Regions from separate parts of the Homo sapiens genome. Here region 2 is linked to region 1. Evidence: chromatin contacts called from ENCODE Hi-C or POLR2A ChIA-PET data. All regions are on one chromosome and are shown on one strand. Each heading gives the region's core, a stretch centred on a gene start or an enhancer-like site at or near the end of the contact. The rest is flanking DNA. Distances are from core to core; before and after follow the strand shown. Region 1 holds the start of WNT9B (Wnt family member 9B). Region 2 overlaps WNT3 (Wnt family member 3).

Region 1 (5,586 bases), core at 1,188-3,687:
ACTCATCCCTCTCAGCCCTAACCCAGGCCTATTTGACCATCTCACATGTCATTTTCAAGGCTGCTCCATGCTCAGTTCCCTCAAAATTCTAACCCCATGCACTGCTGAGAACACCTTTCCCTTCCAATACAGCAGCTAGGGTGGTCCTCCTGGAACCCCTCTCCTCTCATCTCACCTGACTCTTGCCCCATCTCTAACCATAAAAACCAAGCAAACAAATGAATCGTGGAAATGAGCCAGTGTGTAAGAGGATATAGGTACCATTTGTCCCATCCCTTTCCATTCCAGCTCAGAAAACTGTTAGGGCCAGGACATCAAGATTCTATAACTGGTTTCCTTAATGAAAAAAACTAGCCAGGCCTGGTGGCTCATGCCTGTAATCCCAGCACTTTGGGAGGCTGAGTTGGGCAGATTGAGATCAGGAGTTCGAGACCAGCCTGGCCAACATGGTGAAACACTGTCTCTACTAAAAATACAAAAATTAGCTGGGCATGGTGGCACGCGCCTATAGTCCCAGCTATTCAGGAGGCTGAGGCAGGAGAATCGCTTGAACCCATGAGATGGAGGTTGCAGTGACCCAAGATCACATCACTGCACTCCAGCCTGGGTGACAGAGGGAGACTCCGTCTTAAAAAAAAAAAAAAAAAAAAAAAAAAGTCACTAGCATTAGTTGAGCACTTACTGCATGCTAGACACTGTCCTAAGTGCTTTACATGTACTAGCTCAATCTTCTTATAAAATAGGCAGTATAATCTTCATTTTACAGATTGAGAGACTGAGAGACAGAGAGGTTAAGTTAAGTGACTTGGCCAAGAGCACACCTAGCAAGTGGCAAGACTGACCCCAGAGTCTGTGCCCTAGTGATGATGACATCCTGCCTGCCGAGGGAACAACCATTCCTTCAAGCCTGAAATCTTCGGAAACAAACAAGTTGTGCACTGCTGTTGGGGTGGATCGCAAAAGGATCAGTCATATCAAGTTCAACCCCTTCTTTGTACAAAAGGAGAAAGTGAGGCCCAGAGACTGAGTGGTCTTCCCATATCATTAGCAAGCTAAGCCCAGAGCTAGGGTCTGGGATGATACCCTCCTCCACAGCCCAGACATGTTTCCACCAGGGGTCATGACCTGGAAATTAGCCCACAGCCCTTACTCCAACCTGTGCAGAACTTCTCAGACCTTTACATACCTCTCCCTGGCTACTTCTTCAAAGCAGCCTCTAGCAGGTCACTTGCTTGGTGTTTTCTTGCCTTTGCTGTATATACTCAGACTGTAAGCCTCCTATTGATTTGGGGTGAAGATTTTAAAAGGAGGCAAGGCTTAAAGTAACAGGCTGTACATATTGGAGTTGGCTTTGGGTGGATGGTGGGAAGGTGCCTTCTTACCCATGATACCCGCCCCCATCCCTCACCAAATCCCTGCAATTCAGGGTCAGAGAAGAAGGGACTGGAAACAATTGCCCTATAACTTTTGCTCCAAACATTCCCCACATAGTTCCTGTCCGGCTCTCTCCCCAGTGTCACCTACCCCACTGTCCCCCAGGTGTCACCCCCCACTGTGATCCTCCTTTTCCAACCATGTACACACACACACACACACACACACACACACACACACACACACACACACACACTGGGCCCTCTCACTCTTTCCAGTGTTCTCCTGAGAAATCACCCCATGCCAGGTCTGAGATGTGGTCGCATTTCCCCAGCGCACGGTTCCTTCCTGCGTCTCCAGCTGGCGCTCTCACCGTCCGAGGTTTCCCCCATTCTCCCTGGACGCGCACGATCCTCTGCCCCGAGACCGGGAACAGCCCGTCCCACCCATCCACCCAGCCCTCTCGGTCTCCGCTCCGCAGGGCGAAGGCGGAGGGTGGGGAAGGAGTCCGAGGCAAGGACGGCTCGCCGGAGGCCAGGATGGCGGCAGACAGGGCACCGGCGTGAGGATCCCGAGAGGGCATCAGAGAGCGGGACTGACGCCTGAACGGGCGGGGCCGGGGCGGACGGGGCCAGGGTCCGAGGCGTGCGCAGAGTCCGAGACCCGGCGGGATGAGGAGAGCGGCGGCTGGGGGGCGACCAGAGACTCGGACACTGAACAGGGCGATGGATTCGGAGCCGGGGAAGCTGGAGACCGAACTCAGGGCGCGAACTCCGACTGCGAAGTGGGTTGGGTCGCGCCGGGCTAGGGTCTGAGTTCGAGACCTCGGCGGGGCCAAGGACAGCGGGAGGGAAAAATTGGCCCAGCTGTAGCGCAGGAGGGAGAGACAGGCAGGCCGGGGAGCGGGCGGGGGGCGCGGCGGGCACTGACCCGAAGTAGGAGGCGGCGGCGGCGGGCAGCGCCAGCAGGCAGAGCCCGGCCAGGGCCAGCGCGGGCGGGGGGCGCATGGTGCTGGCGGCGCTGCGCCCTCTAGCATCTCCTCGCGCCGCTCAAGCTCGCAGCTCCGCCACCACCCGCCCGCGGGACTTTAAACCCGGGTGGGGCGGGGCAGGCGGCGCTGGGAAAGGAGGAGATTGGGAGGCTCCCCAGCCCCGGGCGGCGAGCCCCCCGCCCCATTGGCCCCACCGCCCTCGCCCCGCCCCGTCGCGGGTGGGGCAGCCGCCCCTGGACCGCCCCCGCCCCTCCCCCATTGCCCCGCCCTCCGGCCCCAGGTGAGCGCTCACCTGGCGCCGCGCCCGCCCGGGGTCGCGGTGGCTGAACGTGAAGCCCCCCGGGCCTGGAGAGGCGGGGAGGAGGGTACGAGGCGGGGACGGAGGAGATTCTGCCTCTCCGGGATGGGGCGGAGGCAAGCGCAATGGCTTCTCCGAGGTAGAGAAGGTGGAGGGGTAGGAGGAGGGACGCATCTGGAGTCGGTGGAAAACCCGGGTCATTGTCCGCCCTCCTGCCGGGCAAGTGCGGTCTCTTCGCCGCAGCCCGCAGACTCAGGGCAGGGCCGGGTCCTGGTGCAGAACCGCTCTCTGGAAGCGGGGGAAATGCATGTCCAATGGCTCAGGGGACCCTGTTGCCAGGCAAAGAGTCTTGGGCAGAGGGGAGAGAGGAAAGGGCGCTCTGTTTTTAAACGGGAGAGTGACTGTTACCGGCGAGGCGCGCAGCGTGGGCCTCCGTGGGCTTTTGACAAAATGCTGCTGATGTTCCCCAGCGCAGAAATCCAAAGTGGACAGTGGGGCAGACAGAGCCCTGCGGGAGGAGGGACCCACTTTCCAAGGTGTGTAGATGCCAGAATCTCTGGTAGATAGGGTGGGAACTTCAAGTGTTGGGCCCCAAAGTTCTGTTTTGCTTATTATTTTTTAAAGTTTAACCCCAATTTCTGCTGCGAAGGTGCAGAGATCAAAGCGGCGCGTGGTACCTGTCTAGAAAGGAGACATACAACCAATGACCCAAGTGAGATTTAAAATGTTTTTGAGAGTCTCGAACACGGGGTCAAATCAAGCAAAACAAAATATAACTTGCAATGAATGTCAAGATCTGCATGTAAAGTTTCCAAAAAATCAGCCATGCATAGGGAACATCAAGTGACTGCGACCTTGGCTTTTCAGTGGACACCAGCATGGTAGGGGGCTGAGAGAGGTGTTGAGGGAGGTGTTGGGAAGATGGTGGCTACCGTGTTAGGTGGCATTAACAGAGGAAGCCCCCACCTCTTTGAGCCTCTTTGAGCTCAGTTTCTCTGTCAAATGAGCGCAGTGATTACATGATCTGATGATTCCTAACAGCTCTGCCAGCCCTATCAAATCCCATGGTTCTACTTATTGAGGCCACATGGCCCAATGTAATGTGCAGAGACCTGGAGTCAAATCATGTAAGTTATGAGCCCCATATGAAATATGGATGATGAGAAATATCTAACAGGATTTTTGTGCAGGTAAGATGTTAAATGCTGGCCAGGCACGTTGGCTCATGCCTGTAATCCCAGCACTTTGGGAGGCCGAGGTGAGAGGATCACCTGAGGTCAGGAATTCGAGACCAGCCTGGCCAACATGGCAAAACCCTGTCTCTCCTAAAAATACAAAGACATTAGCCGGGTGTGGCAGTGCATGCCTGTAATCCCAGCTACTCAGGAGGCTGAGACAAGAGAATCGCTTGAACCTGGGAGGTGGAGGTTGCAGTGAGCCGAAATCACGCCATTGCACTCTGGCCTGGGCAATAGAATGGGACTCCATCTCAAAACAAAAAAAAAAAGATATTAAATGCCTAGCAGGTGCCGGCACCTAATATCAGTGATCGTTATACCTGCAGGCAGGACTGGGGTGTGATGGTGTTTACAACTGGTTCTCAAGGAGGGTTGATGGTGGTCTGATTTGTATCATCTGTTGATCTCTGTGCCTTAAATATTCCCATCATGGCTGACTTCATGCCACCAATGTGGCATCGTTTCTGATCACTGGAGTTAGGAAGAGATGTGCACAGCTAGCCCTGCAGGCCAGCTGGACCCAGCTCCAGCATATCACTGGTAAGATTTTGAACCACGATCACAGAAGCTAGAGGATGAGGGGCCTGAGCTGGACCAGTGTGAGTCAGAGAGAAGGAAGAGCCATGGACTGGGGTGGCAGACAGACCCCACCAGGCCCCAGCCACACCCCCTAGGCAGGTGAGGATGGAGTGGGTTCAGCTCAGGCTGCCCAGCTGCTCCTCCTGTTCTCATGCCCCTAAGCACACATAAGCATGCTTGTGCATGGAGAAGGCAGGGCACATTCTCCCAAAGTGACACCTTTTCAAAATTTCATGAAAGTTACATGTTGATGTCTGATGGGTAAGCCTATGAATCAAAGACTGGAAGAAGCACCCAAGACTCGATGGAGACATCAGTGGCTGGAGAGTGAGAAACACGAGGAAAATATTTAGATGGATGCTCTTGAATCCTTGCCAGCCAATGGCGTGGCCCCACCCTTGGGTTCCCTCCTCCTGATGTTAGAACTGTACCAGGTTTCTGTCTGCTGGGGTGCCTTCCAGCTTGCCCATGGAGGCTTCAGAGTTCTGCTTCTGTCTTTTTGGCCAATAAGGCTGCATAGAACTGCCCAGATAATAGCTCCTTCTTGCTAATAATAATAATTCCACAGCAGCTCCTGTGTACCAAGCTCTGTGTGTGTGTGTGTGTGCACGTGCACACATGTGCCGGGCCTGGCTCACAATCTCACTAAAGCCTCAAGCCCTCTGGGAGGCTGGGACAATCATAACTCCATTGCACAGATGAAAAAACAGAGGCTGGGAGAGCTGACGTAGCAGGTGTAGGTGGGCCAGCTGTAGTGGAGGCAGGAATTGAGCCCAGCCCTAGCCCAGCGGTACTGTCAGTACTGGCTATGGCTCATGATTGGCCATGGCTGGCTCAGAACTGCCCAGGCACAGCCTGACTCACAGACACCTTTGCATTATACATCCTTACAGAGCATCGTGTACCTCCTAAGTGTCCATCCCCAAGGGGCTTATAGCCTGGAGGGGGAGACGGCAGTGAAAACAGATCATCCCTGCAATTGTGATATTATAGGATCCCTGAGGAAGGACATGAAGAGCAGCCCTTGGGACCTACAGCCTGTGCCATAAATGATTTGTTGCTCTGCCACCTTCCCTCTGCCCTGTGGGCTCCTGAAGGGCTGGCCT
Region 2 (5,586 bases), core at 3,087-5,586, 56 kb after region 1:
GAAGTCCGGCTCTGGGCATCTAACCTTGGTGTGGGGAGGCAACATAGCACTCCAGAAAGAGGGTAGGCTCTGTGACAGAACCACCTGTGGTGCAAATCCCAGATGTCCACTTCATAGCTTCTAGAACTTTGCTTTGGGTGGTTGCTTAAAAATCTGAGTCTCAGTCTCTTCCTCTGTATAATGGGAATAAAAAATATGATCTCAAGGTAGTTGTGAGGTTGAAATGAAATAACAGACAGAAACTGGCTAGGCGCAGTGGCTCATGCCTGTAATCCCTACATTTTGGGAGGCCAAGGCGGACAGATCATTTGAGGTCAGGAGTTCGAGACCAGCCTGGCCAACATGGTGAAACTCTGTCTCTACTAAAAATACAAAAAGTAGCCAGGCATGGTGGCGCACACCTGTAATCCCAGCTACTCAGGAGGCTGAGATGGGAGAATCGCTTGAACCTGGGAGGCGGAGGTTGCAGTTAGCTGAGATGACACCACTGCACTCCAGCCTGGGCAACAGAGTGAGACTCCATCTCGAAAAAAAAAAAAAAAAAAGTAGAAATAATAGAAACTGAGTTGAAGGTGAATCATTAAAGATGTTCTACAGGTCATCTAATGTAGCAGGGTTATAAAAATATTCTCTCCCAGGCCAGGCTTCTTTAGAGCAGAAAGATCTGAATTCCTTCCAAAACAGAAAAGGCTGGCTTCAGGGAATCCCACACACTTTATGTTGGTTTGTCCCAACCAATAAGCCTATCTGAAGAAAGAAGCGGGTGGGGAGGCATGTGGCAGAAGTCTGTGACTTGGTGGACAAAAGGCAATGCAGACTCTGGCATGACCTTGCGTTCTGGTATCCTGTTCAGCCAGAGTACTCACAAAGGCCTCCAGTTCTCAGGAAGGGAAGGGTGAATTAAATGTGGTTAGCTATCAGGGATTTTTTTTTTTTTTTTTTTTTGAGACGGAGTCTTGCTCTGTCACCAGGCTGGAGTACAGTGGTGTGATCTTGGCTCACTGTAACCTCCGCCTCACAGGCTCAAGTGATTCTCCTGCCTCAGCCTCCTAAGTAGCTGGGACTACAGGCACGCACCACCATGCCTGGCCAATTTTTGTATTTTTAGTAGAGATGGGGTTTCCCCATGTTAGCCAGGATGGTCTCGATCTCCTGACCTCGTGATCCACCCGCCTTGGCCTCCCAAAGTGCTGGGATTACAGGTGTGAGCCACTGCGCCCAGCCTATCAGGGATTTTTATGGGGGTTCCAAGGAGTGGTCTGTGTAGATTTAATATCACCCTAGTTAATGGCTGAGGCACTGGCTGTGTAAGCCCTTGCTAAGCACAGTGAGTGAGTGTGGCTGGAAGTGCAGGAGGCCTGGGTGGGATGCAGGCTGATCCAGGGCTGGCAGTCACTGTGTGCATCCAACCTTTAGGCGAGAGAGGGCTGCTAAACTCTGAGAAGGAATTCAGGGTGAAGAAGAGCTGATGTGCCAATGGTATGGCTGGCACAAGCCTAAGCAGATACCAGCTATTCTCCTGCAAGCTGATCAAAAATATTTTTATTACATAATACTTGACATATACAAGAGAACAATCATATATATTAGACATGATGACAGAATGAAAACCTGAGCCTCACTATGTCCCTGAAGGACCAGACCGTGACTAGGCCGTCGTGTCCATCTGTGGGTCCTCCTCAGCCCATTCCCCATCTCCCTCTAGATGTGACCACATCCTGAATTTTACCTATTTATTCCATTACTTAAAAATACTGGTTTTTGGCTGGGCACAGTGGCTCATGCCTGTGATCCCAGCACTTCGGGAGGCCGAGGCGGGAGGATCACCTGAGGTCAGGGGTTCGAGACCAGCCTGGCCAACATGGTGAAGCCCCATCTCTACTAAAAATACAAAAATTAGCTGGGTGTGTTAGCACACGCCTGTGGTCCTAGCTACTCGGGAGGCTGAGGCAGGAGAATCGCTTGAATCCAGGAGGCAGACGTTGCAGAGAGCCGGGATCACGCCACTGCACTCCAGCCTGGAGACCCTGTCTCAAAAAAACAAAAAACCAACAAACAAAAAACTGGTTTTCCCAGGTAATAATGCCTAAATGAAATGTTTTATTTTGCCTATTTTTAGCATTATAAAAATGGTGTTATACTGCATGTGGCCCTCTATGTTGAGCTATTCTCTCTCTGCATTGTGTTTCTAAGTTTCAAACTGTTCCTGGATCTTGCTGTAGTTCTCACATGCTCACAGTTGCATAATAGTCCATCTTTAGAATATACAGTTTATCTATTTTGTCTCCTGGCCATGGATGTGCATCTCGCTGTGCACAGCAGGGAAAGGTGTTCATGGAGGTACCTGCCTAGGCGTGGAACTTTGGGTTGCAGGATGTGTGAATGTTGAGCTTTACAAGATGATGCCAAACTGTTTTCCAAAGAGGTTGTGCCCATCTGTGCTGTCATCTTTGAGATTGTTTTTCCCATGGCCCAAGGCCCTTCTTCCCGCCCGAGGCAAGCCCACTCCTGAGGACTCCACTGCCTTGGGCCTTCACCGTCTTTCTCTCAGGATCCCATTCCCTACTGGAAAACTCTTTCCTTTCCCTCCTCCACTTGGCCCTGAACTTCCCAGGATTTTTCAAAACCCAGCCTGGAGCTGCCGTCTTCCTGGGAGTCCTCTCAGCCTCACTTCCACTCTCTCCCAGGTTTTTGGAACAGCTTTTCCAGACAGCTCTTGGGCCAGAGTAGGACATCGCATAGTGTGTTTCTTATAACATCAGCCCCACATAATCCTGTTGAGAAAGGCTTCTGGAGTCAAATAAACTTAAGAATCGCCACAGGCAACTTGGAGCCTCTTGGTGTTTATTGTTCTCATTTGAATATTAGCAGCTCATTAGCATAGTTGCAGCACTGAGAGGTCCTGCCAGTGTGACCCGTTTTTATTTGTTTAACTTGTTTTCCAAAAATATTTAACCTTGGAGCCCTTTTCCCATTTTCCCCCATTTGGAAAATGGGATCGAGAAGATTCTCCTGCCTATTTCAGTCAGTTTGGTTTTGTGGTCTTATTTTCCTCGGTAACCAAGCTGAGAGTCCTCTGACTTCTGTTGTAATCATCCCGTGTAAACTAGTTCAGTCCAGACCACCCTTTCTGGAGGGCTTGAGTGGAAGGAATGAATGAATGCACTCAGGAATTAATGAATGAAGCAGTCAGCCAATCAGTCAGCCATCCAGCTGAGCCCCCTCTCCTATGCAGCAGCCAGGAACCAGGGACTGATCAGGCACCGCTCATCTTGCACCAGGGGACACCCGGGCTGTCTGGCTGGTGAATCATTCTCCCGTCTTAGGTCCCCTGTAGTTGCATTTTTAGGATCTGTCACCCAATGAGGCTGGGAGCCCCTGCGGGGCAGGAACCAAGTTGCGCTTGCCTCTCTGTGTGCCCCGAGTGGGACATACAGATGGGATCTCTCATCCAACTCCTTCTGAGAGGGGCAGGAGAACATTGTGGTTAAGTCTTCAGCCTCTGGAGCCAGACCAGATGTGTCCCTAATTACCTGGGTAATGTGGGCCAATCTCTGCCTCAGTTTCCCCACTGAGATAGGGGTGATGATAACATACCTTCCTTACAGAATTATTATGGGGTTAATATGCGGCAAGCACACAAACAGTGCCTGGCATAGAGGATGTCACTGGTCTTTATTAGCACTATGACAATGGCAACCAACATTTATTGTGCACCTACTATGTGCCAGGGACTGTGACAAAAGCTTTATCTACATCATTTCAATTCTTCCTCCCCGCAGCCTCTTTGAAGTGGGGGATGTTTTTCTCATTAGGAAGTTGAGTCCTCCCAAGGAAACGTGGTAATGGGTGGTAGCAATAAGATCAGGATTGGGGTCAGCCAGATCACAAAGCCCTGGCCTGCAGGCGTGGAGGGTGCCACCTACCACCTGCGGATGGGACAGCTCCTCTGTTTCTTTTTACTGATAATTACCCTGCCGACAACCTGATCAGTTCTTTTTTTTTTAATCCTCTATTCATCTCAACAAAATGGAAATCCATGGTACTGCAAGGGTTAGAATTTAACATGTGTGCACACGTGTGTGTGCGTGCATGCATGTGTGTGTGTGTGAGAGAGAGAGGGAGAGACAGAGACAGAGAGAGACAGAGAGCAAGAGTGCACAAGTGAAGGAGAAGGAGTTATCTGAGAAGCCTGGGGGTTACTAGCACCTTCATGACAGACCAAGGAAGACAGAGATCCCCGGGTGGGGCTGGCTTTGAGACTGCACAGCGGCAGAATCGTTTGTGAGTCAGCAGTGCCGCAGAACAGCAGGGTGCTCCGGAACTGGGCTTGGTGTCGTCACCCACTGCCCCTTGCACAGGGCCCTGTGTGCCGGGAAATGTTTGCAGGCTGGACACCTGTGGTTGCTTTTAACCAGGCAAGTGAGCTGGGTTAGAGGTAGCCACATGTTCCTGAGGGCTCGCAGCTTTGGATCTGAGAGGGTTAGACAGGGCGTCAGGGGCTGAGGGTCACTGGAGGAGAATTTGCTGTCGTCCCTTTGCCCACGGGCCGGCTGGTCTTCTCAGACCCCAGAGGCCAGCTCCTCTGTTCTTCCCCACCTCGGAGGGGAGCCCCAGAAGTCACAGGGTCAGCTGTCTGCTTTCCACACTGCCTAGGGCTTTATTCTTGCACCATCCCCAGTTCTGGCCACACCAGGGGAGTGAGACATGGGGCGCCGGTAGAGGGGCTGAATGCGCTGGTGTGGGGTAGGAGGTTTCGGATGCACATTCCAGAGGGTGTTTATGGGGGAGCAGACAAGCCTGGGGATTCATTCCTGGTAGGGAACAATTCCCTCAGCACCCGAGGGTGGGAAATGAGGGCCAAAATGGTGGCTCAGAGGGACACAGGTGAGGTAAGCAGGTAAGAATTCCCACCAGGTGTCTCAGAAATGTCCTGGGAAGGGCCTGGCATGGTGGCTCACACCTGTAATCCCAGTATTTTGGGAGGCCGAGGCGGGCAGATCACCTGTGGTCAGGAGTTCAAGACCAGCCTGGCCAACATGGTGAAACCCCGTCTCTACTAAAAATACAAAAATTAGCCAAGCATGGTGGTGGGTGCCTATAATTCCAGCTACTCGGAAGGCTGAGGCACGAGAATCACTTGAACCTGGGAGGTGCAGGTTGCAGTGAGCTGGAATCGTACCTCTGCACTCCAGCCTGAGTGACAGAGCAAGAATCTGTTAAAAAAAAAAAAAAAAAAGAAAAAGAAAGAAAGAAAGAAAAGAAAGTCCTGGGAAGCTGGTGGAAGGAGGTCGAGATCTTCCTGACCTGGGAAAGGAGGGAATTCCCAGGCATCTATAGACCAATAGGACTGTCGAAAGTTTGACTGGTGTGAGAATGGGTTAAGGTGCTGAATTTTAGATTTTTATCCTCTCCACGGTGGTACAGTGTGTTCTGCAAACAAAGGAGAGCCAGCCTTGAAGAGCCCTTCTCAGAGCTGACTATGTTCTTTGGCTCCTCAGCCCAGTGAGATGGCCTTAGCTCTGAGCCCTGTGCAATATGCAAACTGGACCAGATGACCCCCAAGGCTCCTTCTAGCTCTGACAG

Evidence for each region. Hi-C counts contacts between places; a loop is a spot of excess contacts on that map. ChIA-PET counts read pairs that join two places held with the same protein, here RNA polymerase II (POLR2A).
Region 2: a map of IMR-90 shows a loop between it and region 1 (2.4-fold over the local background). The contact joins the enhancer-like site here to the promoter of WNT9B in region 1. A Hi-C loop is called at or near these places in 5 of 168 maps with a recorded cell type or tissue (GM12878, HAP-1, IMR-90 and 2 more) and 1 of 37 single-sample maps with no recorded cell type. POLR2A ChIA-PET finds 5 or more read pairs at or near these places in 7 of 52 experiments (A549, CD8-positive, alpha-beta memory T cell, GM12878 and 4 more).

Annotation. Positions count from the first base shown.
Region 1 is chr17:46,848,434-46,854,019 of GRCh38, reverse strand. WNT9B (Wnt family member 9B) reads right to left here and starts at 2,437. Exons shown (of 4, transcript NM_003396.3): 1 at 2,305-2,437. The coding sequence starts at 2,381. It also overlaps a transcript of LRRC37A2 not described here.
Region 2 is chr17:46,794,406-46,799,991 of GRCh38, reverse strand. All of the region lies in intron 1 of WNT3 (Wnt family member 3), which reads left to right. It also overlaps a transcript of LRRC37A2 not described here. Among named protein-coding and RNA genes, the nearest start is that of WNT3, 21 kb to the left of the region's middle. Within about 2 kb of position 4,336, at least 2 of the 41 ENCODE cell types and tissues checked have a DNase peak (open chromatin) inside an H3K27ac peak, as active enhancers do; they include HCT116, where a contact is called at or near this core.